Linked DNA regions of Homo sapiens: region 1 is linked to region 2. A link is a loop called in an ENCODE intact Hi-C map of the cell type or tissue named here. Cell type or tissue: HCT116. All regions are shown on one strand. Each heading gives the region's core, and the rest is flanking DNA. Links, peaks and the distances in the headings are about the cores only.

Region 1 (16,823 bases), core at 8,465-10,964, 69 kb after region 2:
ACTCAGAGGGAAAAATTTTCCAAATGCATTTTATGCAAAACCTCCCTTTTCCAACACTGTTGTATTTTTGGTGAATGCAAACTGCCTTATCAGCCTGCCTCGGTTTTCCTGGAACCCATCTATTTGATCATCAGCTTGACAAACTTCTTCATTAAAGGAGTATAATGAGCCACTTATTTTCATTATCTCATTATTTTAATTATTTTATTATCTCACTATTTTCATTATCTCAATTTTTTCATTATCTCATTAGACAATGAAACATCTTCAGCTATGATAGCTTCTGGTTCTTCTGGCATATTATTTCAATCTGAAAAAAAGAGATGATGAAAAAGACTAAAAATAAGGAAAAAGTGAGACTGAGGTAGAAGAGGTAAAGTAAGTATGGCTAAAACAGGTATGAATGGGACAGGTTTATTTTTGCCATCATCTCTCAAATGCCTTATTCTAACTTACTCATTAATAGTCCAAACCTTGAGGTTCTCCCCCCAGTGTCCATGGTTCTTCTCCATGCTTCAGTATGACAGTCGTGTTTGCTTTGGTAGATACTGTTTGTACAAAATAACACAAAACTTGGGTATCAGTACTAGAATAGAAGAATTATCCCAGAACTCGGCCTCAGTACCTTGGCTTGAGACTCCAGAATAATGGGGAAAATTAAGCTACCCATTTTTACCTTGACAAAGTCAATATCATTTATAGGTAAATGAGTCAATTATGCTATTATTTAGGCAAGAGAGATGCACAATCCTTCAAGGGCAAAAGCAATAAATATTTCTGAGGCCACAAAACCAAAGTGAAAGTGCTCAGTATTGGAAACATTCTAATTCAGGGACTCTATCCTCATGCACTAAAATTAGGGTAATGACTATAATTCTCTAACATCACATCATATATAGGACTCTCTGAGCAAGGTCCAGTTGCTGCCACTCCTCCTGTTTGAAGTCCACAGCCACATCCTCAAATGACAATAAATGCTATACATAGGTAAATCCCACTTCATCTGAAATAATCAGAATTGTTTGATGTGGACAAGATGGGAAAATATTCTGTTTAATTTCATGGGTGAATTTTATCAAATTGCCAAGCAATAGATAATTGCAAAGCTGCTTTAAGTTTTCTAGATCACACAGAGAAAAGCTCCCAAGTTTGTTTTTTTTTCCATTCAGCCAGTATGATTTTGTTACAAAAACCACATATAACACCTACATGAACAATATAAATCAGAGGTAAGTCATTAATATTCTACAAAAATTCCTATGTAAAATATTCGTAAGAAGAACCTGCTATACATAAAGTAAGAATCTACTAGTCCAAAGTAAACTGAGATGTTCTTTTCAGGAACAGCATGATAACTCAGATTTAGGAAATCTACTGGTATAATTTATCAAATATGTGATGAATCAAAACTGTAGTTATGGTTTGTGGAACAGGAGAGTCAGCTGGTCAGTGTCTGGCCATTGTTGAGCTGCAACTGTTTTGCTTATCTTGATGCCAGTGTTTGTTTAGCTGCTAGAGAAAAAGAAAAAAACCTTGTGGCAGTTAGAACATAGTTTATTCTTTAACTATAGGGGTACATGATTTAACCCTCATCTGGCATGGCCTTAGGTCTTTTTTATAATTTAGTATCTTATTGACACAAAGAGTCTATCCTATTAGTCTCATGATCTCTATTTTAACATCTTGATTCATTGCAGTGTGTAGGGTGGCCATGTGCCTTAAAGATGGCCACCCCATGGTGCCTGGCTGGAGGCCAGTGTGCACTGGAATATGCCAATGCTGTGCAGTAGGGCAACAGTCCCCCAGTTGACCTGAAGGGCCAAACTATCTGGTCAGAAGTAGGGAGGGCAATGAAAGCTAACTCCTGGAAAGCTTCCTGGGGGAGAAGGTAGGGTCCCTGGAGCCAAACTATCTGGTCAGAAGTAGGGAGGGCAATGAAAGCTAATTCCTGGAAAGCTTCCTGGGGGAGAAGGTAGGGTCCCTGGAAAATGTTTCCAGGTTCTAGAAGCCTAACTGGTGCAGAGTGGGTGACATGTAGTGGGGAGGGAGCATAGGTGGGGGAAGAGGGGTGTATCAATGAGTAAATAAAAGCAAGGTGAATTTTAATACTCTGAATCTGGTGGTTGGGCTGCAGGAGCTCAGGGAACTGAAAGGCCATTGGGAGGGGCAAGTCTAAAAAAAAAAACAGGAAAAAACTGACATTTCTATGCAGGTAGCATCACTCTCCCTCACCTCAAACCAACAAACCTATCTCCTTCCCCCAGACTAACTCTCCTGTGCACTACAAGATGAAGCTCAGAGCTTGGGACATTTGCTGGAGATTTTCTTTCAGCTGTAGAAAAAAAAAACACCCTCTATCAATTTATTCCTGAATCTATAGCCCAGAAACTTTCCTTCCAGTAATATGAAGTATCTTTCTTTTTATTCACGTCTTATTTTATGTCCTTTGGTAGAATTTTGACCTTTTCTCTATCCCAGTTTTGGACATTTCTGGTAAGGTTTATTCCTACGTCTTTTGTGGTTTATGTTAACTGCTGTGAAATACGTAATTTTAATTATTAATATTTTCTAATAAGTTACTGGTGGCATGAAGCAAAGGTATTGATTTTTAAATATGTTTTAAAACTTCTGACCTGTACAAAAAGGTATGCAATCAGAAATAAAAATAGTCCAGGCATGGTGGCTTATGCCTATAATCCCAGTGCCTTGGGAGGCTGAGGCTAGAGGATTGCTTGAGCCCAGGAGTTTGAGACCAGCCTGGGCAGCATTAAAAGGTCCCATCTCTAAAAAATTTTTTAAAAATTAGCCAGGCATGTTGGCACATGCCTGTAGTCCAAGATACTCGGGAGACTGAGGCAGGAGAGTCACTTGGGCCTAGGAATTTGAGGTCACAGTGAGCCTTGATGGCACCACTGCAATCCAGCCTGGGTGACAGAGTGAGATCCTGTTTCAAAAAATTAAGTAAATAAAAATAAACACCTTCTGATCAGTGGTGAAATTTTTTTAAGAAGTAAAAATTAAAAAGCATTTCTCTATCTTCACCCTCAATCCCAAGATTCTCCTCAAATTAACATTGTTTCCACATTTTTCTATATAATTTTCCAGAAAACATATCCCTTATAGAATGGACCATTCTATAATTCTGTTCTGTAGCTTACTATTTCATGTATCTCAAAGAGCATTGCATGGCACCATTTATGGATTCACGTCATTTTTAATGCCTCATAGCATCCTATTATATACATGTATCTAACAAGTCTCCTAACAATTAATTTTGAGATTTTTTTCTTTTTTTAAATAAACTGCTGTGAAAAAAACATATTATTTTGGGGTATTTTAGAAAGTATATTCATAGAAAAAATTTCTAACAGTGAAATTATTTGATCAAAGAGTTTCTACTTTTCACTGTAACAGGAAAAAAATGAAAATAATTTCCCTACTACTGTACTAAAACTACTAAACTCCCACTGTACTAAAACCTGTATTAAGTTTTGGTCCTTTCTACTTAAATGAATTTTTCTCACATTTTTGGCGTAAATGTGAGAATGAACAAATGGCTTTCTTTCTCATTCTTTCCAATAATTTTACCTATTATTTCATTTTCTGTTTTTTTTTTTCCCTTTGGTTATAATTTCAGCACATGCTGAATTGTAGCAGTGACAATGACAATATTTGTCTTGTTCATGGCTTTAAAGGACCAATGAACATGGTTCTAATAATTCTTCGTTTAGTCTAACATTTACTGTAGATTTCTGGCCAACCTGGTGCTGGGCAGACCTGGAACCTGAGTCTGCAGGGGGCAGCCTAGAGCCTGGGGCTGCAGGGCCTGTCTTGGTTCTGGGGTGAGCTTCAAGCCTGGGGCCAGGGGAGCCCGCCTAGCGTCTGGGGCCAAAGGCCTAGACTGGAGCCTAGAGCTGGCCTGGCAGCAGGATTCACTGGGACTGGCCTGGTGCTGGGGTCCATGGCAAAGTTGGGTGCTCACTTCTCTCTCCTTCCCCCACAAAGAGGGTATCTCTCTCCTCACTGCCTTGCCTTGTGGGAGGGGTGACTTGAGTAATGTAAACCTCTCCTTCCTACACTCTTCAAGGCATCTTTTCTTATTCTGTGCTACACCCAGGTGCTGTCATCCTTAGCTCTTATGAAGACATTTTCATGAATAAAAAGTTGTTCAAATTGATGTTTCTGCAAGGGGACAAGCACTGGAAAATCCTACACCACCATCTTGCTAACATCACACCTGGCATGACAGTTCTTTTCTTTCGGCACTTGAAAAATACTGTGCTACTTCCTGTTGGCCTCCATGGTTTCTGAGGAGATATCAACTCTCATTCGAATTCTATTTCTCCTATACGGAATGCATTGTTTCTCTCTGGCAGTTTTCATTATTTTTACTTTCTCTTTGGTTTTTAGAAATGTGACTACAATGTTTCCTGGCATGGATTTCTTTTCATTTTATCTTGTTTGGGATTCACTCAGCTTCTTGAATTTCTAAATTTGGGGCGGGGGTTGGCCAAATTTGGGAAATTTTCAGTCATTATTATTTTGAATAATTCTTTAGCCTCATCCTCATTCTTCTCTCCTTCATGAATGCCAAAGACATGAATGTAAGATCTTTCGATATAGTTCCACATTTCCATGAGGCACTGTTCTATTTTCTTTTCTTCTATTTTCTCTCTATTGTTCAGATTGCATAATTTCCACTGTTCTTTCACTTAGTAATACTATTCTCTGTCCCCTCTCCTGCCATTCTGCTATTGAGTCCATTCACAGAGTTTTAAAATTTTAGTTATTGTATGTTCCCATTCTAAAATTTCCATTTTGTTTTTCTTTATATCTTCTGTTTATTTGCTGAGATGTTCTGTTTTTCATTTGTAATTGTTCATTGAGGCATTTTTACAAAGGCTGCTTAACAATCTTTGTCAGATAATTTTAATATCTCTGTCATCTTGATTGGCAGCTAATGATTGTCTTTTTTCCTTCAGTGTAATATCTTCCTGGCTTTTTATGAATGTTTTTTAAATTGAAACCTGGACATTTTGTGTATTATATTATGAGACCTAGATCTTAATTAATCCTTCTGTGGTAGCTGGCTTCCTGTGACAGCACTCCAGCAGAGGAAGTGAGGGTGACACCACATTGTTACTTTCAGGTATAGGTAGGAGTCCAGTTTACCACTCAGCCTCCATTGATGCCCAAGGTGAGGAAGGCTCCGCACTTCTTGGGGAATGGGAGTTTCAGCTCCCCACAAGTTCTCCACCGGCTGGGAGGGGGAGGAGTACTGTGTTACTGCCTCCACTCCATGTGGCCTGTGCTGGTGTTGTCAGGGGAGGAGCCTCATTACTGGTAGGAAGTGGTGAAAGTCCTGACTCTCCATTACCCCAGTATTCTCTGACACTACCCCAGTGGGAAAGGAGTGGGGCATTACTACAGGATGGTTGAGAAAGTCTAAGGTCTTCACTTGGTCTTCAGTGACATCATGGATGAAGAAGGGTTCTTTACCACCCAATAGGGATGAAACTCCTGGCTCCATACTCAGCCTTCTCCATTACAACTTGGCAAGAGTGGGAGGCTAGGCTCCCCAGTCTTTTTTTTTTTTTTTTTTTTTTTTTTTTGTAGAGATGGAGTCTTGGTCTGTCGCCCAGGCTGGAGTGCAGTGGCACAATCTTGGCTCATTGCAACCTCCGCCTCCCGGGTTCAAGGGTCCAAGCAATTCTCCTGCCTCAGCCTCCCGAGCAGCTGGGACTATAGGCGCACGCTACCACGACTAACTAATTTCTTTTGTATTTTAATAGAGACGGGGTTTCACCGTGTTACCCAGGCTGGTCTCAACCTCCTGAACTCAGGCAGTGCGTCCACCTCAGCCTCCCAAAGTGTTAGGATTACAGGTGTGAGCCACTGCACCCGGCCCCCACTCAGTCTTTTAGACATGGGTGAGTGTTTTTGTCTGCTCAGGCTACCATAACAAAATACGACAGACTGGGCAGCTTAAACAACAGAAATTAATTTTCTCTCAGTACTGCAGACAGGCAGTTCAAGATCAATGATGTGCCAGCAGTGTTGGTTTCTTTGCGTCCTCACATGACAGAGAGAGTGAGCTCACTGGTTTCTCTTATTACCTCATTTATTGTCAATTATCTCCTAAAGGCCCTGTCTCCAAATACAGTCACATTGCAGGTGTGAAAGGGAAATAAATCTTGGGGCCCCAAAATCACCAAGCTAAAGGGAAAAGTCATGCTAGACACTGCTTAGGGCAAACCTGCCTCCCATTCTATTCAAAGTCATCCCTCTGATCACTGAGATAAATGGCTATCTGACTGCATTTATCTCTGATAATGCATAATCCCTGATCTCCCAAAATTTCATCAAGATCTAAAGTTTATTTTGCTGTACAACTTCTTTTTTTGAAGTTTTACTTGCTACCAACACAAGGAAGGCAAGTTTTCCCACTTCCATGATTTTGGAAGGCAGGTAACTCCTTATGGAGTTTAAGCTGACTTCTAACAGGGAAGACAAGTTTCGTTTTTTTTCTGCTCCTAGGATGGTAGAGAGCAGTCTTCCATCTGAGACCCATCCCTAGGTAAGTAAATGAACTGGGGTTTGTCTTGGCTGAAGTTAAGATTAACAACCAGCTGGTCTTAATTTCTTCTTACCGTTAGAGCACTCAATAATCATATTAAGTTGTGTGATTGTTTTGCTTAGCTTTTTTTTGTTGTTTGTTTCTGTTTTTGTTGTTGTTTCAGTCTTTTTCCCATTGAGTTTGACCAACTGTATCTGACATGATCAAATCCAAAGGAAAGTTCCAAATTATGGGGTACAAAGCCTCTAAAGTGGCTAAATTCCCACAAAAAAGGGCTTTATTTACATAACAAGGCCACTTTTTTGCTAGCCGGGAGAAACCAAAAAAGCAATGGCTGTCTCCCAGGCTACAGTTCCATAGCTAAGATTATGCCGTGTTTTTTCACCAGCCTGGGTTTGGTTCCTAAGTCAAGCTCTGGTTTGATACCTGGTACTTCTGAAGTAGCATCAATTTGTCCTAGCTGAAATATGGTAATGAGATTTAAGAATATTTTTTAAAGGAGCTCAGTGGTTAAAAGTCAGCTTAATTAAAAGCTAACATCCAAGATGTGTGTGTATGTGTGAGTGTGTGTGTGTGCGTCTTCGTATTTAAAAGGCCTTCATATTTTTGTTTTTGTTTTTCCTCTCCTAGGACCTTGTCTTTGTTGAGCAAAAGTTTTTTCTTCTCATTTGACTGAATTATGTTTTCTTTATTTACTTCTGCTGTCTCTCCTTTCTCTTGCACCCTCTGCTGCATGAGGAACCTAAAATAGTTTATAATAGCCTGGGATTCCTTAAAGCAAATGGAGAAGGTACCAGACTTCCTTTTGGGGAGAAATATTTGTTTTTCCTTATGGAACCCCAAGAGTGTAAACAGACAAGTTCATCTCAGCCTTTTTGTTTGTTTGTTTTTTTGTTTTTGTTTAGAGGAAGGCTCACTCTTGTCACCCAGGCTGGAGTGCAATGGCATGATCTTGGCTCACTGCAAACTCTGCCTCCCAGATTCAAGTGATTCTCCTGCCTCAGCCTCCTGAGTAGCTGGGATTACAGGCGCCTGCCACCAAGCCTGGCTAATTTTTGTATTTTTAGTAGAGACAGGGTTTTACCATGTTGACCAGGCTGGTCTGGAACTCCTGACATCAGGTGATCCACGCCCCCCTTGGCCTCCCAAAGTGCTGGGATTACAGGCATGAGCCACCACATCCGGCCTGTCTCAGCTCTTAAACTGGTTGCTTTTGTATTGTGTTACCTAATTTTTTGACTAAAATAGTTATTGCAACAGAGGCTACTCGGGTTTTTAAGGAAGAGTGTAGTTTAGACACTTAGAAATGTTTTTGTTTAAAAAAAAATTTAAGTGCACTGTAAAAGCATCACGTGGTCTAGCTTCATAATAATTCTCCCTTTTTGAAAACCCAGGATTCAGTGTGGGCTCTGCCCAGAGATTAGAGATCCCAGTTAAAAGATAGGTAGTCCCCATCTAAATAAAATTGGTCTCCTTATAGAATCCTATGATTGATTTCTATAACTTAATGTTTGATTTGGCATACATCTTTAATCTCCCTCTAGTACCACCAGACTTTTTCTCTCTGTACCTTGAGATGTAGATTTTGCTATCTGATTTTTCACCTAAAGGTAGTTTCTTTCAATATGCAGATTTAGGGTTATTTATCTGACAACTTCCAGAGTAATGAAACAGGTTATCAAGAGTTTGCAAGTCTACGGGTAAAAAAAAGGAGGACTGATGAATCTATAAGTTGTACTTCTATCAGTATGCCTAATACGTCTATGTATTTATGTGTTGTGTACATAGTTTTACTATTAAAAATACATAAAAGAGCTCCAATTAGCTTAAAGAAAAATAAAAATGCTTAAATCAAATACTTTATCAGAAGAAGGAAAGACTAGTCAAATGCTTTTTCAAGTTTATGTAACTTAAGGAAAATATTTAATAAATAAGCTAGCTTTAAAATTATTGGTAAAGTAATATGAGAAATGTCTTAAGAATTGCCTGTATAGATTTTTTTGTTTGCATTCATTGATCAAGCAATTTCATACTTATCCCTGCCAAATACTACAAAGTGTCAAAATTTGGCATAGGGGTTACAAAACTATACACCTAGCTCAAAACAGAATGATATTTGCTTGGGTAATTTTTAATAAATAAGACATTGATATTGGTTTAATGAATATAGCTAAATCTTAAATTATTTAGTAAAATAACCACAACTTCTAAGCTTGAGGCTTTAGGCAGTCTAGTCCCCAGGCAGGAAGGGGGTTTATTTTGGGAAAGGACTGTTATCATCTTTGTTTCAAAGCTAAACTGTAAACTAAGTTCCTCTCAAAGTTGGTTTGGCATACACCCAGGAATGAACAAGGACAGCTTGGAGGTTAGAAGCAAGATGGAGTCAGTTAGGTCAGATCTTTTTCACTGTCTCAGTTATGATTTTGCAATGGTGGTTTCAAAATGATGATGACTTAAATGATGACTATAGCAGTTTTCATAAATAATCAAGGTAAACAATTAAAATAATTAGGTAAATGTAATGGGATAAATACTTGTAGACAAACTTGTCATAATTTAGAATCTAAAGTTTTATTAAATTAATAGATATTTCATTATTTGAGTATTTTCAATAAAAATATATTGTAGGGAAACATTATTTTTTTAAAATATGTGTCATTTTAAAAAAGATGAATAATTTTTATCTAATTCAAAGTTTATTTAAAGGTTATATGTAAAACAAGGCAAAAAGAACCAGGAGATAAGAGAGATGTGAAGAAAGTTGTAGAAATAAAAAAGTATTTTTTGGTAAGAAAGTTTAAAGAAAAATAATTTTATATGAGAAAGAATCTTGTATAGGAAATTCTGTCCTAGAATAAAATGACTGGTTGTTCAAGAAAGAGGGATGTTCAGGGCAAACCAGAAAGTCCAAGCATGTAATAAATGGTTTGTGTAAGTCATAATAAGAGGATTTATTTTTAAAAACTTTTATATGATCAAGTTGTCTGTAATTAAACGGACATTATAATGGTCTTTCTAGAAATTGAGTTTTAATTAGAAAAACACATACACTAAAGAATGGGTTCAAACTATGAAATTTTCTTAAGGTATTGCTTTACTCTTAATAAGTTACAAGACATTATAATTAATTTTATGCAAAGTTCAAGTTTTACTGCATCTCACTGTTTTCAGCTTTCTCTCCCCTCTTAAAAGGCCTGAAATAATAACTCTATCCTTCAACTCATTTTCAGATCCTGTAAGTTTTTTTCTTCAGGTTCTAACTTGGGCCTGACACTTAAAAAAAAAAGTTTTATATTAAAGGTCTAAAGGAAATGTTTCCTTCTAACATAATATTCCCCATAGGAAACAGCAGTCACACTGCAGTAGTTCTTTTCTCTTGCCTTGAGTGACTGGCCTAATAAACAGATCTTAGTCTTTATCTAAATAATTTCTGTATCATTACTACTAAGTTGGGTTTGCTTAGAAAAAAACTGAGATTAAAAAAATTTAAATTAAAGTTATTATATTCCTGGAACTTTCTATATGTCCATTAAAGTCCTATGCCATTAAGTTAAAGGGCTTTGACACCTGGGTCTAAAAGGTCACCAAGTCCTGCTAAATCTTAATACTGACAGCAGTTAAAGCCTCATCTTCAGACCCCATAGAAGATGCCAATCAAAGTACACTGTGTTCATGAGACACACAGCCAGAAATTAAAGCTATTCAACTCCTCAAGGCCCAGAGACTGTCACGGAAGAGGTGGGCAGGTGAGATTGTAAGGGCTGATTTTGAGAGATAAAATAACTTCAGTTTCTATATAAATTAACCATTAATATCAAAGGCACACTGATGCAAGACTGGAATATTTGCCCCTGTGTCTGATGAACAAGGTTTTCTTGACGCATTAACCAATTCCTTAATAAAGGTTATAAAGGTTTAAAAGGCTTATGGAAATTATATCTTATGGCCGAGATGATTAAAATTCTATAGATCATTTATAAAATTTTGAAAAAAATTTAATTGGCTCCATGCTGTCTTAATTAGGGCTTTTTTTTTTGGAAAATTATGTCTCCTCTCTCGAACAATGAAGGCTTTTTGCCTTTTTTGAAATCCTTGAGTTATCACTTTGGTTAAATAAATGACTTATTTTACAATGACCTGTGATCCTATTTTGTGATATCAAGTGTTTTAAACATTTGATATTTGACAAACTTCCCAAATCAAATTATAAATCATGTGTTTTTCTGATACAATTAATCCTTTAAGATATTAGGTTCTGTAAAGTCCAAAAATTACATATTTGGCTTATTTAGTATCAAAATCATACAGGAAGCATTGTCACATATGAAATGGTATTTGGCTTTCTTTCGGCTGTATTTGTATACATACATTATATATTTATAAAATTTCTATACAATTATAGGAAACTCTTATAATTCTGATATGACTTTTAGTGTATGTTATCAGATATAATTATAATTGTCATGTTAAATTACTTTTTGCCACAGAGGTAACAGATTTCCTTGTCAATTGTTTCTTTGACTATGGCTGCCTAAAACTTTTTGTCATCCATGAACAATTGTTGTCTTGTTTTGGTCCTCTTTAGAAGATGGTTTTATAATCAGCTATAAAACTCTAACAGGTGTTCTTGAATGCAGGGTTCTGATAACTTTGGAGATTGTGACATGAGAATAGAGGAAAACCTTTCAGGACTCATGGAGAGCTGAAATGTTCATGAATATCAAGCAGAACAGGAATTAACTCTATAGACTGAACTAATAGAAGACTGAAGTAATCTTTTTTACTTTTTGCCTAAAATGTTGCTGATCCTTTGTTTTGTTTTTTCAGAGTCAAGGAAACTTTTTTTAAGCTATTGACAGCTTTTAACAACTTAGTATACTCCTAAGAACAAAATGTGGAGCATATTTCTCTTTACATGATTTCTCCAGAATTTGGAAACTATTTGTGAGTATTGTTAACTTACAGCAATTTAGTTATTTGCATAAGCACAATAAGAATGCTGTCTTTTGCAACAGGACACCATTGGAGAAACTGTTTATTTTACCAAGGCTTTGACTGGAATGGTGTGCTTTCATTTAAGGACTCAAACTTGATTTATAGAGCCAATAAAAGCCCCTTGAGAAAACTAGCCTCATACTTGTCTACACAGTCCCTCTACAGGGTTCCTGATCTGTGGTAAGTAAAGAATGTCACTTTCTGACAGGCTCAGGAGCCCCAAGTTATCATGAGACCTAAAAAGGAGAGGAATTTACCCAACTCATAGGTATTTGATGGTACAAATCCATGGCTGGGCTCAGCTTTAAAAAAGTGTTATCTGAGATTCCTTCTATGGAACAAAGTTCCATCAAAGGTAATTTTAAAAGCCTATGTGAAAAATAATTATTCTTGCTACACTTTATACAAATATTCTGGCCAAGTATAATAAGGCAAATTCGTCCTACCATGATTTGTCTTTAGAAAAAATGGGAAACTAGAGATAGAAAAATTATGTTTCAAGAGTTATAGTGCACCAGTTGTTAGATTCTGGTCTTGCCTAATGTTTTTCGATTTTTATTATTTTCTACAATGTAGACTGAATTCTAATTTTTCCTGGCAATAAGTCTCCAAAATAATGTTTTCAATTATTTCTCCTTCTTTGTTTTCTTCTTACATTTTTTCTAATTTAAAATCACTGAAAACTAAGCCATGTTTTCTTAAAGCCCTGTGAACTGAAACTAGACAACTTATATGTCAGAAGAAAATAACAGCAACCTATTTACATACATAAGACACTTTTATACCTGCCTACAATATTACTTGAGTAATATTGCCTATATTGATTTTCCAGAAGTGTTCTTTTTCTGTTGTTATTTTTCTCCCTTCCTCCACCTATTTTATCTTCATAGGGCATGAGACTTCACAAAGTGCTAAAATTGAGCTTTCCTAATAATGTGGGACCTACTCATCTAGGAATAAACCATCCTAGCCATGAGAGATGAGACAAAACCTGAAACCAGAGACTCATTTTCTTCTAAAATGCTTTCTCCAAAAGATTTTCAAAAGAAAAGTGGGAAGGTGAAAAGAAAATAAATTGGCGGTTCCAAAATGGCCAAATAGGAACAGCGCCAGTCTACAGCTCCCAGCTTGAGCGACGCAGAAGACGGGTGATTTCTGCATTTCAAACTGAGGTATTGGGTTCATCTCACTGGGGATTGTCAGACAGTGGGTGCAGGACAGTGGGTGCAGCACACTGAGCATGAGCCGAAGCAGGGCGAGGCATCACCTCACCCGGGAAGTGCAAGGGGTCAGGGAATTCCCTTTCCTAGCCAAGGGAAGGGAGGACAAACAGCAACTGGAAAATCGGGTCACTCCCACCCTAATACTGTGCTTTTCCGACAGTCTTAGCAAATGGCACACCAGGAGATTATATCCTGCGCATGGCTTGGAGGGTCCTACGCACATGGAGCCTCGCTCATTGCTAGCACAGCAGTCTGAGATCGAACTGCAATGCAGCAGTGAGCCTGGGGGAGGGGTGCCCGCCATTGCTGAGGCTTGAGTAGGTAAACAAAGTGGCCAGGAAGCTCGAACTGGGAGGTGCCCACCGCAGCTCAAAGAGGCCTGCCTGCCTCTGTAGACTCCACCTCTGGGGGCAGGGCACAGTCGAACAAAAGGCAGCAGAAACCTCTGCAGACTTAAGTGTCCCTGGCTGACAGCTTGGAAGAGAGTAGTGGTTCTCCCAGCATGGAGCTTGAGATCTGAGAACAGACAGACTGCCTCAAGTGGGTCCCTGACCCCCAAGTAGCCTAACTGGGAGGCACCCCCCAGTAGGGGCAGACTGACACCTCACACGGCCGGGTACCTCTCTGAGACAAAACTTCCAGAGGAACGATCAGGCAGCAGCATTTGCTTTTCACCAGTATCTGCTGTTCTGCAGCCTCCACTGCTGATACCCAGGCAAACAGGATTTGGAGTGGACCTCCAGCAAACTCCAACAGACCTGCAGCTGAGGGTCCTGACTGTTAGAAGGAAAACTAACAAACAGAAAGGACATCCACACCAAAACCCCATCTGTACATCACCATCATCAAAGACCAAAGGTAGGTAAAACCACAAAGATGGGGAAAAAACAGAGCAGAAAAACTGAATATTCTAAAAATCAGAGTGCCTCTCCTCCTCCAAAGGAACACAGCTCCTCACCCGCAATGGAACAAAGCTGGATGGAGAATGACTTTGACAAGTTGAGAGAAGAAGTCTACAGATGGTCAAACTTCTCCAAGCTAAAGGAGGAAGTTCAAACCCAATGCAAAGAAGTTAAAACCCTTGAAAAAAGATTAGATGAATGGCTAACTAGAATAACCAATGCAGAGAAGTCCTTAAAGGACCTGATGGAGCTGAAAACCATGGCACAAGAACTATGTGATGAATGCACAAGCTTGAGTAGCTGATTTGATCAACTGGAAGAAAGGGTATCAGTGATGGAAGATCAAATGAATGAAATGAAGTAAGAAGAGAAGTTTAAAGAAAAAATAATACAAAGAAATGAACAAAGCCTCCAAGAAATATAGGACTATGTGAAAATACCAAATCTACATCTGATTGGTGTACCTGAAAGTGATGGAGAGAATGGAACCAAGTTGGAAAACTCTCTGCAGGATATTATCCAGGAGAACATCCCCAACCTAGCAAGGCAGGCCAACATTCAAATTCAGGAAATACAGAGAATGCCACAAAGATACTCCTTGAGAAGAGTAACTCCAAGACACATAACTGTCAGATTCATCAAAGTTGAAATGAAAGAAAAAATGTTAAGGGCAGCCAGAGAGAAAGGTCGGGTTACCCACAAAGGGAAGCCCATCAGACTAACAGCTGATCTCTTGGCAGAAACTCTACAAGCCAGAAGAGAGTGGGGGCCAATTTTCAACATTCTTAAAGAAAAGATTTTTCAACCCAGAATTTCATATGCAGCCAAACTAAGCTTCATAAGTGAAGGAGAAATAAAATACTTTACAGACAAGCAAATGATGAGAGATTTTGTCACCACCAGGCCTGCCCTACAAGAGCTCCTGAAGGAAGCATTAAACATGGAAAGGAACAACCGGTACCAGCCACTGCAAAAACATGCCAAATTGTAAAGACCATTGAGGCTAGGAAGAAACTGCATCAACTAACGAGCAAAATAACCAGCTAACATCATAATGACAGGAACAAATTCACACATAACACTATTAACCTTAAATGTAAGTGGGCTAAATGCTCCAATTAAAAGACACGGACTGGCAAATTGGATAAAGAGTCAAGACCCATCAGTGTGCTGTATTCAGGAAACCCATCTCACGTGCAGAGACACACATAGGCTCAAAATAAAGGGATGGAGGAAGATCTACCAAGCAAATGGAAAATAAAAAGAGGTAAGGGTTGCAGTCCTAGTCTCTGATAAAACAGACTTTAAACCAACAAAGATCAAAAGAGACAAAGAAGGCCATTACATAATGGTAAAGGGATCAATTCAACAAGAAGAGCTAACTATCTTAAATATATATGCACCCAATACAGGAGCACCCAGATTCATAAAGGAAGTCCTTAGAGACCTACAAAGAGACTTAGACTCCCACACAAGAATAATGGGAGACTTTAACACCCCACTGTCAACATTAGACAGATCAAGGAGACAGAAAGTTAACAAGGATATCCAGGAATTGAACTCAGCTCTGCACCAAGCAGACCTAATAGACTTCTACAGAACTCTCCACCCCAAATCAACAGAATATGCATTCTTCTCAGCACCACACCACACTTACTCCAAAATTGACCAAAATAGTTGGAAGTAAAGCACTCCTCAGCAAATGTAAAAGAACAGAAATTATAACAAACTGTCTCTCAGACCACAGTGCAATCAAACTAGAACTCAGGATTAAGAAACTCACTCAAAACCTCTCAACTACATGGAAACTGAACAACCTGCTCCTGAATGACTACTGGGTACATAATGAAATGAAGGCAGAAATAAACATGTTCTTTGAAACCAACGAGAACAAAGACACAACATACCAGAATTTCTGGGACACATTCAAAGCAGTGTGTAGAGGGAAATTTATAGCACTAAATGCCCACAAGAGAAAGCAGGAAAGATCTAAAATTGACACCTTAACATCACAATTAAAAGAACTAGAGAAGAAAGAGCAAACACATTCAAAAGCTAGCAGAAGGCAAGAAATAACTAAGATCAGAGCAGAACTGAAGGAGATAGAGACACAAAAAACCCTTCAAAAAATCAATGAATCCAGGAGCTGGGTTTTTGAAAAGATCCAAAAAATTGATAGACTGCTAGCAAGACTAATAAAGAAGAAAAGAGAGAAGAATCAAATAGATGCAATAAAAAATGACAAAGGGGATATCACCACCGATCTCACAGAAATACATACTACCATCAGAGAATACTATAAACACCTCTACACAAATAAACTAGAAAATCTAGAAGAAATGGATAAATTCCTCGACACATACACTCTCCCAAGACTAAACCAGGAAGAAGTTGAATCTCTGAATAGACCAATAACAGGCTCTGAAATTGAGGCAATAATTAATAGCTTACCAATCAAAAAAAGTCCAGGACCAGATGGAATTATAGCCGAATTCTACCAAAGGTACAAGGAGGAGCTGGTACCATTCCTTCTGAAACTATTCCAATCAACAGAAAAAGAGGGAATCCTCCCTAACTCATTTTATGAGGCCAGCATCATCCTGATACCAAAGCCGGGCAGAGACACAACAAAAAAAGATAATTTCAGAACAATACCCCTGATGAACATTGATGCAAAAATCCTCAATAAAATACTGGCAAACCAAATCCAGCAGCACATCAAAAAGCTTATCCACCATGATCAAGTGGGCTTCATCCCTGGGATGCAAGGCTGGTTCAACATATGCAAATCAATAAATGTAATCCAGCATATAAACAGAACCAGCGACAAAAACCACATGATTGTCTCAATAGATGCAGAAAAGGCCTTTGACAAAATTCAACAGTCCTTCATGCTAAAAACTCTCAATAAATTTGGTATCGATGGGACGTATCTCAAAATAATGAGAGCTATTTATTACAAACCCACAGCCAATATCATACTGAATGGGCAAAAACTGGAAGCATTCCCTTTGAAAACTGGCACAAGACAGGGATGCCCTCTCTCACCACTCCTATTCAACATAGTGTTGGAAGTTCTGGCCAGGGCAATCAGGCAGGAGAAGGAAATAAAGGGTATTCAATTAG
Region 2 (16,823 bases), core at 5,607-8,106:
AGCTGAGACTATGGGGTTTTTTAGATATAGAACCGTGCTATCTGCAAACAGAGATCGTTTTACTTCTTCCCTTCCTCTTTGGATGCTCTTTATTTCTTTTACCTGATTGCTCTGGCTAGGGCTTCCAATATTATGTTGAAGAGTGGTGAGAGAGGGTATCCTGTCTTGTGCCAGTTTTCAAGGAAGATGTCTCCAGCTTTTGCCCATGCAGTATGATGTTGGCTGTTTGTCACAGATGGCTCTTAGTATTTTGAGGTATGTTTCTTCAATATCTATTTTATGGAGAGCTTTTAAGATGAAAGCATGTTGAATTTTATTGAAAGCATTTTCTTCATCTATTGAGATAATCATGTGGCTTTTGTCTTTAGTTCCGTTTATGTGATGAATCACATTTATTTATTTTCTTATGTTGAAGCAAACTCACATCCCAGGAATGAAGCCTACTTGATCGTGGTGTATTGCTTTTTGATGTGCTGCTGGATTTGGTTTGCAAATATTTTGTTGAGGATTTTTGCATCAATGTGTATCAATATTGGCCTAAAGTTTTCTTTTTTTGTTGTGTCCTTGCCAAGTTTTGGTATCAGAATTATGCTGTTTTTATAGAATGAATTGGGGAGGAGTCCCTCATCCTCAATTTTTTGGAATAGTTTCAGTAGGAATGGTACCAGCTTTTCATTGTACATACAGTAGAATTCACCTGTGAATCCATGAAGTCCTAGGCTTTTTTTGGTTGGTAGGCTACTTGTTACTGATTCAATTTCAGAGCTCATTATTGGTCTGTTCAGGAAATCAATTTTTTCCTGGTTCAATCTTGGGAGCATGTATACGTCTAGGAATTTACCCATCTCTTCTAGGATATTTTAGTTTGTGTGCATAGAGATGTTCAAAGTAGTTTCTGATGGTTATTCTTATTCCTATGGGGTTAGGGGTAACATTCTCCTCATCATTTCTAATTGTGTTTATTTTGATGTTTCCTCTTTTTTTCTTTATTAGTCTAGCTAGTGACCTATCTTTCTTTTCAATTTTTTCAAGAAAACCAACTACTGGATTTATTGACCTTTTGAATGATTTTTTTTGTGTCTTGATTTCCTTCAGTTCAGCTCTGATTTTGGTTATTTCTTGTCTTTTGATAGCTTTGGAGTGGATTTGTTCTTGCTTCTCTAATTTTTTCCATTGTGATGTTAGGTTGTTAATTTGAGATCTTTCTAATGTTTTGATGTGGGCATTTAGTGCTATGAATTCCCCTCTTAACACTGCACAAGAGTTCTGAATTAGGTTGAGCTGGCTGAAATGACAGAAATGCAATTCAGAATATGGACAGAAACAAAGATCATGAAGATTCAGGAGAACAACAAAACCCAATCCAAGACAACTAAGAATCAAAATAAAACAATACAGGAGTGGAAGGATGAAATAGCTGGTATAAAACAACTTAATGGATCTGACAGAGCTGAATAACACAATACAAGAATTTCACAATGCAATCACAAGTAATAACAACAGAATAGACCAAGTAGAGGAAAAAATCTCAGAACTTGAAGACTGGCTCTCTGAAATGAGACAATCAGACAACAATAAATAGGAAAGAATTAAAAGGAATGAACAAAACCTCCAAGAAGTATGGAGTTATGTAAAGTGTCTAAATCTATGAATCATTGGCATTCTTCAAAGGGAGGAAGCAAACAACTTGGAAAATGTATTTCAGGCTATCATCCATGAAAACTTCCCCAACCTTGCTAGTGAGGCCAACAATTAAATTCAGGAACTACAGAGAACTCCTGCAAGATTCTACAGAAGAAGATCATCACCAAGACCCATAATTGTCAGGTTTTTCAAGGTCAAAATGAAAAAAAAAAAAAAAAGACTGTTAAAGGCAGCTAGAGAGAAATGACAGGTCACCTGCAAAGAAAACTTCATCAGGCTAACAGTGGACCTCTCAGCTGAAACCTTACAAGCCAGGAAAGATTTAAACCTGCCTCACATGAGGTCTTGAAAGGAGTGCTAACTATAGAAAGGAAAGACTCCTACCAGCTAATACCAAAGCACTCTTAAATACAGAGACCAGTAACACTATAAACCAACCACACCAACAAGCCAGCATAATAACCAGCTAAGAGCACAATGACACACATCAACAATAACCTTGAATGTAAATGGGCTAAGTGCCTCCACTTAAAAGGCACTGAGTGGCCCGCTGGATAAAAAAGCAAGACCCAATGGTATGGTGTCTTCAAGAGCATATCACACATAATGACACCCATAGTCTCAAAAAAAAGGGATGGAGGGAAATTTACCAAGCAAATGAAAACCAGAAAAAAGCAGGGATTGCAATTCTGATTTCAGACAAGAAAAAACAAACAAACAAACGAAAAACAGACTTTAAACCAGCAAAGATTTAGAAAGACAAAGAAGGGCATTACATAATGGTAAAGGGTTCAATTCAACAAGAAGGTCTAACTATCCTAAATATAAATGCAGCCAACACAAAAAAAGCAAGTTCTTAGAGACCTACAAAGAGACACAGACTCCCACATAATAAAAGTGGGAGACTCTAACACTCCACTGATATTGTTAGATAGATCATTGAGGCAGAAAATTAACAAAGATATTTAGGACCCAAACTCAACATTGGACCAAATGGATCTGATAGAATGGATCTATAGAACTCTCCACCCAAAAATAACAGAATATACATTCTTCTCATTGCCACATGGTGCACACTCTAAAATTGGCCACATAATTTGACATAAAACAATCCTTGGCAAATGCAAAAGAACGAAAATTATACCAAACACACTCTCAGACCACAGAATAATAAAAATAGGAGTCAAGACTGAGAAAATCACTCAAAACCATGAAAATTAACATGGTTCTGAATGACTATGGGGTAAATAATGAAATTATGGCAGAAACCAAGAAGTTCTTTGAAACTAATGAAAACGAAGATACAACATACCAGAATCTCTGAGACACAGCTAAGGCAGTTCATTGAATTTTACACAAAAAATATTGGCTGATATTTTGATAGAGATTGTGTTAAATCTATGGACGAATTTGGGGAGAATTAATATCTTAACAACATTGAGCCTTCCAACCAATAAACTAGATCTATTTCTCTATTTTGGTCCTTCTAAATTTCTTTCAGCAATGTTCTATAATTGTCACATATTTTATTATGTCTATTCATGTTTCATATTTAAATGCTATTGCAAGTAGTATTGTTTTCAAATTTCAATTTCTGATTGTTTATTGTGGAGTTTTGTCTATTGACCTTGTATCCTAAGATCTTACTAATCTCAAATATTAGTTGTTAGTATTTTTTTTCAAGATTTAAAATTTTTTACATACATGACCGTATTAGTTCGTTTTCATGCTGCTGACAAAGACATACCCAAGACTCTGCTGTTTACAAAAGGAAGAGATTTAATGGACTCACAGTTCCACATGGCTGGGGAGGCCTCACAATCATGGCAGAAGGTGAAAAGCACATCTCACATGGTGCCAGACAAGAGAAGAGAACTTGTGCAGGGAAACTCCCCCTTTATAAAACCATCAAAGCTCATGAGACTTATTTACTATCACAAGAATAGCACAGGAATGACCTGCTCCCATAATTCAATTACCTCTCACCAGGTCCCTCCCACAACATGTGGGAATTGTGGGAGCTACAATTCACGATGAGATTTGGGTGGGGACACAGCCAAACCATATCAACTAGCATATCATCTGCAAATAGAGTTTTACTTCTTTTTTTCCAAACTGAATGCCATTTTTTGGCTATTGTACTGCCTTGGACCTCCAGTATATTGATCACTAGAAATGACAGAGAAGACATCCTTGCTTTGTTCTTTATTTTAAAAAAACACTCAGTCTTTCACTATATGATATTAACTGTAGGGTTTTCACTTCCTTTTTATCTATGAAGAAGTTCCTTTTTAGATGATTTTTGTCAAATACTTTTTTTCATCTTTTGAGATAATATGGTTTCCCTTTTTGTTTGCTAATGTGGTGACTTACATTGATTGATTTTCAAATGTTAATCTAACCTTGCATTTCTGAGAGAAAACCTACTTGGGTCTTGATGTATTATCCTTTTTATATAATGTGATATTATTGTTTAGACTTTTGCATCAATAGTTATGAGGGATATTGGTCTGTAGTTTTATTTTCTTATAATATCTTCTGGTTTTGTATCATGGTGATGCTGACCTAATATAATGAATTGGGAACTATCCCTTCCTCTTCAATTTTGTGGAAAAGCTTGTATAGAATTTGAATTGTTGCCTCTTTAAATATTGTTTGGTTTGAGACAGTTCACCAGTGAAGGTCTATGATCCTGAATTTGATAAGGTTTTACACTACAAGTTGAATTTTAAAAATTGATATAGGACTATTTATGTTAATATCTATTTCTTCTCGAGTAAGGTGTGGTAGTTTGTATCTTTCAAAGGATTTGTCCACTTCATCTGTTATCAAGTTTATTGGTATTAAGATGTTCATAATCTTCCCTTATTATTTTTTTGTATGTCTGTAAAGTCTGTAGTAATGTCACTTCTCTCATTTCTGATTTGAATAATTGTGTCCTCTCTTTTTTCCTGAGTCTGACATATCTATCTTCTCAAACAGTCAGCTTTTGATGTATTTTCTTTTTTTCTATTTAATTTATGCTTTGAACCAATCATTCTGCTGTTTATAATGCATTTCATTTTTTCCTACTCCTATCTTCTTAAGGTAGAAACTGATTCATTGAGACTTTTCTTCTTTTCTAATGCATTCCTTTAGCACTTTAAATTTCTCTTTAAGAACTACTTTACGGACATTTCACAAATGTTGATATAGTTGTGTTTTTATTTTCATTAAGTTCAAAATGCTTCATTTCCTTTTTGATTCATTCTTTGACTAATGGGTTATTTAGAAATGTGTTATTACTTTCCATATATTTGGTATTTTCCACATATTTTCATGTTATTTATTTCTAATGTAATTGATTTCTAATGAATTAAATTAGAATCACATGAGAATGAGTCACCTTACCTTTTAAATTTATTGCTCTGTCTTGGTAAATGCTTCACATGGACTTAAAAATGTGTATTGTACCATTTTGGGGTGGGATGTTCTACAAATGTCAACTAGGTCAAATTGGTTGATTTTGCTGTTCAAGTCTACCTACTATAACCTTACTAATTATCTTCTCATTCTCTCAATTAGTGAGAATGTATTGAAATTTCTAACTGTAATTGTGGATTTGTCTATTTTTCCTTTGAAGTTTTATCAGTTATTGCTTCATGTATGGTGAAGCTCTGCTATTAAGTGCATAAGTGTTTAGGATTATGTTCTCATGATAAACTGATTCCTTTATCACTATGAACTGGTCTTTTAAAAATCTCTTAGTTAGTATTTATCCTGAAATATATTTTATCTGATATTAACATAGGCCTTCCAGATTTCTTTTGTGTTATCATAGTATATCTTTTTTCCATTCTTTTACTTTGAATCCATTTATGTCTTTACATTTAAAGTGTGTTTCTTGTAGGCAGCATATAGTCTCTGCGTTTTTATCTAATATGACAATCTCTTCCCCTAATTGGTGTCTTTAGATCATTTATGTTTAATCTGAGTATATCATTAGATTAAGACTATCATTTTGTTTTCTATTTGTTCTGTTTTTTGTTCTTTTTCTACCTTGTTTTGGATTATTTGTTATGATTACTTCTCTTCTTTTTGGATTTAAGCTATAACTCTGTTTTGTTATTTTAGTGGTTTAGCATTTGTACTACACATTTTTAGCTTTTCCCAATCTACTGCCAAGTTATATTGTGCCACTTCATGTATAGTAAAAGAGACAATATGAACATGACCATGTTTTGCCAGCAGATGACCATGTAGCCATTCCAATGACAGGCACTGATTTTGGCCTATCTCTGGCAGCTGTAATTGTGTATGATATGGCACTTTTCAGGCAGCCACATCCATGAACACGCTGAGATTTTCCGTAGATGTGGAATTTCAAAGCAGTGTTAGACATTAAATCAAGCTTCCTGTTGGTCTTCTCAACAACAAAATCCAGGGCCAGGATCTTTTAATTTTTTGGCAAACTAGCAAAAAAAGAGTATCATCAACCAGAACACAACTCCCAAGGGACTAAATTTCTATACTTTCCAATCCTACAGGGTCAAAGCTCAGGGCATTCACTGAATATTTAGCATCAATCACATCCCCAATGTTCTGCAGATAAGAATCATCTTAACTCATTTAAAGATCCAACATGATTATCATAGGTCTGTATTCCCAATAAACTATCTCACTGTCAGGATGTATAAGTCATTTTTGAACACTAAAACATAAGGATTAAGATTAAATTTTTTATTAAATGGTGACATTAAGTGTTTTTATGGAGTTTTTTTTTTTCAATATTGAAGTTTGGCTAAATAATAGGAGCATCTGCATGCAAGCATCATGTATCATGAACCAATTCAGAAAACGGTGTGGAAGATTAACTGTGTTAATTACAGAAGGGAAAGGGAGGCAGGAGAGGCAGCATAACATAATTGTTAAGTGTGTAGACTCTAGAATCAGAATATCTGAGTTTTAATTAATCTCTCCAAATTATTTAGATATTTTGCAAAACCTGTTTATTAGGTCTAGTAAATATTTTGTGCAGTTTTGAGATCTTCTACATAGAAGGATATGTTGTCTACAAATAACAACACTTTTATCTCTTCCTTTCCAGGTTGCAAGCCCACTCCCTACTTTGCTTTTCTTATTGCACTGGCTAAATTCACCAGTGTAATGTTAACTAGAAAGAGTCAAGTAAATATTCTTGCCTTTTTCCAGCCATTAAATATGATGTTTACTGTAGGTTTTTTATCTATGCCCTTTAACTATTTGAGGAGGCTGCCCTTTATTCCCAGTTTACTTAAAGGTTTATTATTTTTTCAATCTACAATACATTTTTTTGAGACAGGGTCTCATTCTGTCACCCAGGCTGGAGTGCAGTGGTGCAATCACTGCAGCCTTGAGCTCCTGGGGTCAAGGTGTCCTCCCACCTTGTCCTCTTAAAGTATGGGGATTACGGACATGAGCCACAATTTTCTTGTTTTGTTGTTCCTATTTTGTGTGTTTTCCTATTTCTTCATCTTCTTTTATTTTTATCATGTCCTTTTTATTTTTTTGGAGTTAGATCACAGCGTTTTTTTATTCTAACCTATTGAGACTGTTGCTTAGGTATTTTCAGGCTTTCTTTTTGCCTGATCTATACTTACTGCTATACATTGTCCTCTATTATAGGTTTAGGCAGAGTAAATTTTGTGAATGGTATGCAGTAAATTTGTTTTTTCTTTGTTTTACCCATTTGGATAACTGAGCCAGAGGCATTACTGAAAAGGTGAGTTTCCTCCCATTGTTCTAGAATGCCAACTTTGTCATAATTCAAGTGTCTACAGGTAATTATCAGTTTTCAGATTCTCTTTTACCATTGATCTACATGATTACTCGTGTAACACCACATTGCCTTAATTACCACTGTTTTATAAGAAGTCTAATAAGTTATCCAAATTTGTTCTTCAAAAGTGTCTTAGCTACTCTTGCCTTGGGGCATTTCTGTATATCATTTTAGAACCAAATTATAAGATTTTTATAAAAAAGGTTGTTGAGGTGTTGATATAAGGTTCATTGACTACTGTGAAAAACTGATGTAATTTTGTTGAGGAGTGAAGAATATGACTAATCACACGTATTAGATACACTGTCAGGGCAACCATAGGATGCACAGATTAAAAAATATATAAAGAACAGACCATCAGAGTAAGCCTGATAAAAGAATTATGCAAAACAAGACATCAGAGTAAGCTCAATGTAACTATTGATGAAAACTAGGTATCTGCCATTTACCAACAGAGGGGAAGCTTAGTTCCACACAACTGTAGCTTCAGTTCCATATAAATAGAGCTAAAAATCCACTAGTTTTATAGCCATGTGCTAGCTACCCAAATGCTACATAGTATTTTTATTTCTGTTATTCAACAATAAAATTAGCAGATCCATTTTATGAATGGGTTTGCTCTTTTGGATTTCTCTTTTCCCACCCCAACAATATATAAATCACCTGGGATGTGGGGGGAGTGATATCTTTAACATTGAGTTCCCACATCCCTGTCCAGTGAATGGCATCTTTAATTCTCAGTTCCCACATCCCTGTCCAGTGTGCCCTCTACTCTACAGTTGTTCTCAACTAGAGGAGCCCCATGTTTTCACAACAGACAGTTTAGCCAAGCAGGAAGGGGATCAAGTGGATAGGAAATCAAGCAGGAAATATGTGCAGATGCTGTGTTTATCACACAGGTATTCTCATCCTTGCCAAGTATGCTCTCCTGCAGGTCACTTCCAGCAAGGGTGCTCATCTAAAAATGCTTATGGGGGAATGGATGGAATGACAGATAGTAGGTGTTATCTTAGAGGCCTCCAGTTCTCAAGGCTATACAGGCATTACTTCTCACACCAAGAGTTTTCCCCTGTAAGTTTTCAGGGCAAACAGTTGGGGCTTCAGGGAAAGGATCACAAAGAAGTGAAGAGACATTAGGCAGGGTCTTTATGTGCAATCACCACGGTTTATGTAAGTATATGAAAATAAATCCAAGTATTAAAAAACACAACCTTAACATAGCAAAAATAAGGCCACCAGGATCAGAAGACAGTAAAATGAGCCACTTATAGGGATAGGCAATCAAAAGCAGAGTGTCCAGAGGGAAAAGCAAGCTCAGACGTGGTTTTTACACATTAGTCTTAACATCTAATGCTTCAAGATAGAGAGTAAAGATTTAAAAAGTACTAATATTAACTGAAAATGAGCTCTGCATTGTATTTGTACTTACTGATAAAAAATACTCAGCTAGGAGAAGTATGTTTGCCTAAAGTCACACAATCTGTGAGGCACTGAGCCAGGATTAAACCCAAGGCCATCTGGCCTCAGTGCCAATGTTTTTCAGCTCCAAGTTCCCAGTTGGGAAGAGTAAAAGGGAGACCTGCTCAAAATGCATCAATCTCAAGGTCCTTCCAGAGATGCAGGTCAACTTATATGCTTGAGATGGGAAAATGCATACAGATCAACTTTACTGAATCTGATCAACCTATCATTCCATTTTTTGTACAAGAACTTTACATGTAGCTTTAGGGGTCATGCTCAAGCCCCTTCTTAAAATAGTGTATAGGTTTTATTTTATTGTTTACTTAAGCTTTCTTCCACGTCTTTTATAGAAAAATTAGTTTATGGCCATAATTATGACAAGCTAATATTAGCAGTTTCACAATGGCTGATTATCATTTTGTAGTATAAGGAATATGCAACTTGACAATATTCTGTATGCTTAACTTGCTGTGCTGATCACTGAGTTCATAACTTTAAAAGCTTTACATGCCATATTAAAAATGTTCTTCATTTATATAACTATTTTCCATCATCTTTGCTGGAAAAGTTAGGCATCACCAAACTAGAAACAAATTCCCTTAAAAATTTTTATCTATTGGGATGTTGTCCCCAAGCTTATCAAATTAATTGGGTTTCTAGTAATTATTAAGGCTTGAGCTAATACTAAGGCTTTTCTGTGGCCAGTTCATTATGATTTTACCACTGTGTGAATTCTCTGGTGTACAGTTAGTTGTGACTTCTGGATGAAGGCCTTCCCACATATAGCACATTGATAGGGTCTTTCCCCAGTATGAATCCTCTGATGTAAAACAAGGTCTGACTTCTGAGAAAAGGCCTTTCCACATTCAGCACATATGTAAGGTTTCTCTCCTGTATGAATTCGCTGGTGTCCCGGAAGGTGGGACTTCTGAGAGAAGGCTTTCCCACATTCAGTACATATATAAGGTTTTTCTCCTGTGTGAATTCTCTGATGTCCAATGAGATGTGACTTCTGGCAGAAGGCTTTGCCACATTCACTACATTTATAGGGTTTTTCTCCAGTATGTGTTCTCTGATGTATGATGAGCTGTGACTTGCGGGAGAATGTCTTTCCACATTCAGTACATTCATAAGGTTTTTCCCCAGTATGAACTAACTGATGTGTAATGAGTTCTGTCTTCCTGCTGAAGGCTTCCTCACATTGAGCACATTTGTAGGGTTTCTCACCAGTGTGAATTCTTTTATGTATAATGAGGTGGGACTTCTCACAGAAGGCTTTCCCACATTCGGTACACTCATACGGCTTCTCTCCAGTATGAGCTCTGTGGTGTATAATCAGCTGTGACTTCTGGGAAAAGGCCTTCCCACACTCTCTACATTCATAGGGTTTTTCCCCAGTATGTATTCTCTGATGTATAATGAGGGGTGATTTCTGGGAGAAGGCTTTCCCGCATTCACTACATTCATAGGGTTTTTCCCCAGTGTGAACTCTCTGATGTATAATAAGGGACGATTTCTGAGAGAAGGCTTTTCCACATTCAGAACAATCATAAGGTTTCTCCCCAGTATGAGTTCTCTGATGTACAACAAGATGAAACTTCTCACTGAAGGCTTTTCCGCATGCACCACAATCATATGGTTTCTTTCCAGTATGAATTCTTTGATGTACAATGAGTTGTGACTTCTTAGCAAAGGCTTTTCCACATGTAACACATACACAGCTTTTCTCTTTAGTTTCCACATTCTGATATTGAATAAGGGATTGTGTATTTCTAAAAACGTTTCCACACTGATTATCATCAAAAGGTATTACTCCATTGTGAATCTTCTCAAGATTAGAATTGGGCTCACTCTGGCTAGATGATTTTCCACCTCCAAAACTCTGATCAGGTTTTTTTCTTGAATTGCTCTTATAACAACTCGGTAGGTCAATATTTGGTTTTAAGTTCTTTTTAAAAGCATCATATTTATGGAATCTCTGTATTGATATATCTGTTTCTATGCACTCTTGAAATATTTTCCCCAGTGGATTATATTTATGCCCTGATGCCTCAGTCACTGTTTTGCTGTTAACAAATGTGACCTGCCTGAAGAGTTTGTCTTGATTCTCTAGAAATCTCTGCAGCTGACCATCACCTTGACAGACTTTTAAAATGGAGCACAATGAACCATCCCTTGTGACTCCTTTCAGTATCTTATGATGGAAGGAAACTGTCCCCAAAATACATGACTGGGAGTTGTGAAGGTTACTCTTCCTGTCTAAAAGAAGAAAAGATACAATTTAAGAGTCATCACAAGAGTCAATTAAGAGGGTAAAGAAGTAGAACAAATGGATGATCCAACATAGTAGATGAACTCACAAAAAAAGGATGGAAACAGGTCATCTCAGAAGACAGTACAGCATATAGTGTTATCAGGTGAATAGACAGACAAGAATGTTAAACAGAAATATTCATGTAAAAACTAAACTTAAAAGAGATGAAAAAGTGGGGTCTCATCACTAATTTTTGATTATTCTTCTAGAATATTTCACTTCTGCTTTCTGAATAGAAACCCCTTTTCACCTTTTAATTTCATTTATATTATAAATCATGTGCTACACATTCTTATTATCCTACCATCACTCTAAAAAACAAGGTATCTTCTGTATGCAAAATACTTTAACTCTCCTCCATCTATTTTCCTAACAACTAACAAATAATAGAAAAATCCAATATCCTGCTACAGATTCAGTATCAGAGTCAAACTGAGAATACAGACGTAAATTCCACTACTCCCAATAAACTACTTTCTATACATGTCAAGTAAAACTAGTAAAGTTCTCCCAGAAAAGCTGTATCTTCCTGACCCTAAGGTTTTGTTCATATACTCTCTCTCCAACACTGCTTGCCTTCACCCTCCTCCTTCAGCCTCATCAGCATTTATGTCATTCAGAGCAGTTACAGTTGCATGCTCTGAAAAATGTTTCTCAAATACGCTCACATCTCTTTAGACTCTTAATTTTCTCTGAACTTCTAAAACAGTAACTGTATTTGACATTTAATTTAATACAGTCATTTATCTGGGAATATTGCCTTTTAAAGCACAGCTTGTGTTCTTGAAAGGAATTTGCCTTCTATTGCCTTTAAAACCCTTTCAGGAAAGACAACAAATATAAACATATATATATACACACAAGAGACAGGATCAACAACAAATAGAACTCCTCTGAAAGGCTTCACAATTACTTGTTGAGTGACTACTAAATTCTCAGCATAGAAGCAAAGAATAGGAGATTTTGATAAGGATAGAAACATAAACCTCAGGCACCAATCAATTAAAAAAACATAAATTGATATTTCACTTCCCTTGTCTCCCATCTGCCTGATATTCATCTGGATAGATCCAATTTGATATGTCTCCCTTTATGATCCATGGCTCTTCTCCTTGTTCCAACTTGGAGATGACATCTGGTTTGGAAACTGGATACCCTATTAAACAGAAATCACAGAGAATTGAGATTGACTGCACTGAAGGAAAAAGAGAAGGTGCAGTTTCAGATGGTCTACAATAAAGCTGTCCAGTTAGCCCTCAACAAAGGCATAACCTCCATTTGCAAAGGTATGAAGGTCATAAAAGTCATGACATATGTCAGGAACAATCTAATCACAGCAACTAGTAAGGAAAGGCACTTGATTGGACAACTCTGAGTTATTCAGGGAAGCCATCCTTACCCATTGAGACCAGGTGGCTGTAGTTCTCCAGCATCACATCCCTGTACAGGGTCCTCTGAGAAGGGTCAAGTTGCTGCCACTCCTCCTGGGTGAAATCCACAGCCACATCCTTGAATGATACTAACCCCTGTAATAGTAAATTCCTGTTCAATCTGAAATGATCATTCTCATAATTTCTGCTATAATGTGCACAACTACATCCACACCTAGTTTTGTATAATAGTTTTTGGGAAAAACAAAATAAAATCCTGTTTTTAGCAAGCAGAGCCAGGCATATGAGGAGAAAAAAAGAGGTAAACCATAAAATGCCTACCTAATACATATAGTAATTTCATACATTTTAAAGGCAGCATCCAAATAACTGGGAGGAAGATGGATTATTGGATGAATCGTTTTGAAACAATGAATAGTAAAGAGGAAAAGAATAATGCTGAAGAAATATTATGGGTTGAGTTGTATCTCCTGAATATTTATATGTTGAAGTCCTAACCCCCAGTACCTCAAAATGTGATATGACTTGGAAACAGGGTCATTGCAGATATACCTAGCCATATGAGGTATTTAGGGTGAAACTGAATCCAATATGATCTGTGTCCTCATCCAAAGGGGGAAATTTGAACACAAAGACATGCATAGAGGGAAGATAATGCAAAGAGAAAAAAGAAGATAGTTATAAAGAAGCCAAGGAGAGAGGCATGAAACAAATACATCCCTCACAGTCCTGAAGAACAACCTTGATTTTGGACTTCTAGCCTCCAGAACTATGAGACTAAATTTCTATTGTTTAAGCCACCCAGTTTGTGGTACTTTGTCACAGCAATCCTAGCAAACCAATACACTATATAATACCTGGGAAAAAGAATAGATTCTGATGGAATAAAAATTTAAACTCTAAAAAGTACTAAAGGCCATAAAAGTAACAAAATAAGACACAGGAGAATTTTAATTAATGATTATAGAGCAGAAATGCCCTTTGTAAGTACATTTTTTTTTAAAAAAAGAAAAGCTACATTTAGAGAATCATAGAATGTCAGAGCTCTAGAAGATCATTAATCTAATCTCTTTATTTCATAGGAAAATGATCTTAGCTTCCCCCAAATGTAATAGCTTTCTTATATACATACAATAGTTAGTAATAGAATGAATATACCAATTACAGTAGCAACAAAAAATAAGGAATCCCAAATGATAAACTCAACAAAAATGTACAGAAAACATTAATGAAGAAACCACAACAAATTAGTGACATAACATCAAAAATGAATTTGGGTAAGAGTAGAGTTATAAAATGTTTCTGGAGGGAACATTGACTATTTTAATTATGTCACCATTATCCTCACAATAGTTGTTAACTAATAGCAGAAACTAATCTAATAGTGATCTGTATTATTTTAAATAAATTGTTCAGACTTTTTCCCCAAATATTCCATAATTACCAAACACCACTTTCAGAATGAAAATGATTATTTCAAATGTCAACATTGCCTGCTTAAAAGCCTCCTTTGTTTTCTTCTTTGCTAACACAGTCTCATCTCAGTCATCTCAAATCTCAAGCTTTCTCTCATCCCACACCAATTCCATATTCACTCTGTCAAGCTGCCAAACAGTTAGTTGTCCATAACAATCCTGTTAATTTTCCTATTGTACATATAAGAAAACTGAGGATTACAGTGGTTAAGTAAATACTTGCCAAAGATGATTACATACTAAATATATGATTGATGAACTCTCTTATCTGCAAGATTTATTCTCAATAGTCTAGGTTCTTGACTACTGCAGTCCAAACTGCCTCCCTGATACTGTAAACATCATGATCTTTTATATTTTATCACTTCAATACCAACCTTAGTCGACCTTTCCATGAAGCACTCTCCATTTTAGTTTCAAAATTCTCAGCCTTCCTAAAATCACTCTGCCCTTTCTACTTTTACAAATGCTGCTTCCTGTCCTCAGCCTACTTCCCTCATGAGCCAAAGTTCAATAATCATTTAAGCCTATTACCTACTTCCTTAGAAATCTGGTTGTTCCCCCCTCTCTGCTATAACAGTACCTGCTCCCATGTCTGCTACAGAACTTTTATGTGTTAATGTTAGTTTCTACATCTCTTTACATCTCTGCCGATGTGTTAATGTTGGTTTCTACATCTCTTTTTTCTCTGCAGTCCTTCCAGAAGAAAACTATACGTAAATCTGCTCAGGATATTCAACAGCTAGCCAGTGCATATGACATATACTGGGTACTTAAGAAACGTTTGTTAAATGAATCATGATTATAAAGAAAAAATAAATTAAAACTTATGTTTAGTTAAACACTGTTTTGTGTATTAGTCTAATTTGTTTTATCTGAAGAAAAGTAACATAAGAAAGATAATAAATGTGGAATACAGAGGAAATCCATTCTGAGAGGTAAATTCATAGATGTTATCATTCTAACATTCTGATTTTGCTTTATTAATGATACCCAAATGCTTCAAAATAATAAGTAGGTATAAATTTCTTAATTTTGAGGAAAATATAGTACATAATCAGTGAAAAATTATACTTTTGTCAACTACAAACAATTTTTACAGCTCAGGTCCCTGGGGAAATGGAAGTGCTATTAAGTGATGGAAGAAATGAAAGGGAAGTAGGTGTTAAAGGCTGAAAAGGAGGATATGTGTAAAAACGACTTCACTTCTGGATGGTAGGGAACTAATATACAGCCCTCTTCCTGAAGGAAGAAGCATTTAATCAACTAATTAGCCACAGCAGTTGGATTTACTGGGCTAAGTAAAAAATCCATTCTCCCTCAAAGCAGTGCTGTGTAACAGAAATATAAAGCTAACCAGATAGGTAAGTTTACATTTTCTAGGAACCACATTCAAAAAATTATTTTCAATAATATACATTTATTCCCATATATTACTCAAGATATCGTTTCAACATGGAATCCTTAAAAACTACTAGTGAGTTTTTTGGAAATATAACTTTGAAATCTGGTATGTACTTAACATATCTCAATTCAGACTAGCCAATTTCAAGTGTTCAGTAACCACATTTGGCTGATGGCTACTATATTAGACAGCACGGCTCTAAAACAAAGCTACTGAAATCCAAAAACAAAAACAACAATGAAAAAATCTTTTTGCAATAGAACTCTAAACTCTACTGTAAAATATACACAAGGACTCCTAATGTAAAAGCTGATTTCAAGATTTCACAACGATAATCATAATGATGATGTAATAACAGCTGACACTTAAATATATCAGTACAAACCATGCCCCAGTTATGGTTTTAAGCATGGTTTTTACTCAATTCTCACAACAACCCTATGGGGATTATAATCTCTATCTGTAAGATGAAGAAACAATCCCAGGCAACCAGGCCACAAGGAAATATTATGCATCTGATAAAATAGTAAAGGAGAATTCTATGTACTGATATGGAAAAAGATATTCTAAGTGTATACAAAAGACCTTTATATTGGACAGTAAGTTAAAAATCAGGTTGCAGAACAAAATATTTACTATAACCTTCTTTTTCCAAAAGAAAAGCGCAAGAAAATAAGAGACATTCTCACACATTTGTACTTCTACATATAAACTGTTAATCAATCACAGTTATATTCATATCAAAAAAGGTTTGGAAGGTTAGAAGCAATGGTTAACACTGATTATCCTGGGAGAAGGTGAGTTTAAGTTAAAAGGTCTCTCTGTTTTAAATTTTTATCTTTTATATAATTTTAAATGTTTATATGCCAATGCTGGCAGAAAGAAAAAATAATACAAACTTTTAAAAATGGGAGAGCAAAGAAGGAACAGCCTTGAACTTGACACTAATCCTACAAATTCTGAAAGCACAGCAAAAGATATGGAGCATCAGGGACCTTTGCCCTCCAAAGATTTGCCAGATAAATATAATTTAAGAATGGCTTTTTTGAGAGAAATACATAGTTTAGAAAAACATTCAAAATGTGCCTATCTTACGTTAATGAATTTACCTGTGGATAAAGCTGGACAATAGGAAGCATCTGTAATCAATTTGTTCCTTGAAAGCAGGGGTCAACAAACTTTTTCAGTAAAGTTTACATTTTTGGCATTGCAGGCCATACGGTTTCTGTTGTAACTACTCAACTCTGCCATTGTAGCTAGAAAAAAGCTATAGACAACATGTAAACAAACAGCATGGCTGTGCTCCATAAAACTTTCTTTATAAAAACAGTTGGAG

The links. A loop is a pair of places that touch in the nucleus more often than their neighbours do. Peaks named below come from ENCODE experiments on the same cell type or tissue, not always from the same donor. Only the 100,000 strongest peaks of a DNase experiment are listed, where the experiment ranks them.
Region 1: it touches region 2 in a loop (2.2-fold over the local background); 4 of 110 quality-filtered maps call a loop at or near these places.

The regions. Positions count from the first base shown.
Region 1 is chr5:150,951,484-150,968,306 of GRCh38, forward strand. It overlaps LOC124901114 (a long non-coding RNA gene), which reads left to right and starts at 11,405. Exons shown (of 3, transcript XR_007059001.1): 1 at 11,405-11,521; 2 at 12,463-12,744. In HCT116, for the core only: no CTCF peak of the experiment used is centred there; a DNase peak (open chromatin) is centred at 9,518.
Region 2 is chr5:150,885,813-150,902,635 of GRCh38, forward strand. It overlaps ZNF300 (zinc finger protein 300), which reads right to left. Exons shown (of 6, transcript NM_052860.4): 4 at 12,616-12,742; 5 at 12,250-12,372; 6 at 8,587-11,161. The coding sequence ends at 9,612. It also overlaps a transcript of IRGM not described here. Among named protein-coding and RNA genes, the nearest start is that of ZNF300, 11 kb to the right of the region's middle. In HCT116, for the core only: no CTCF peak of the experiment used is centred there; no DNase peak of the experiment used is centred there.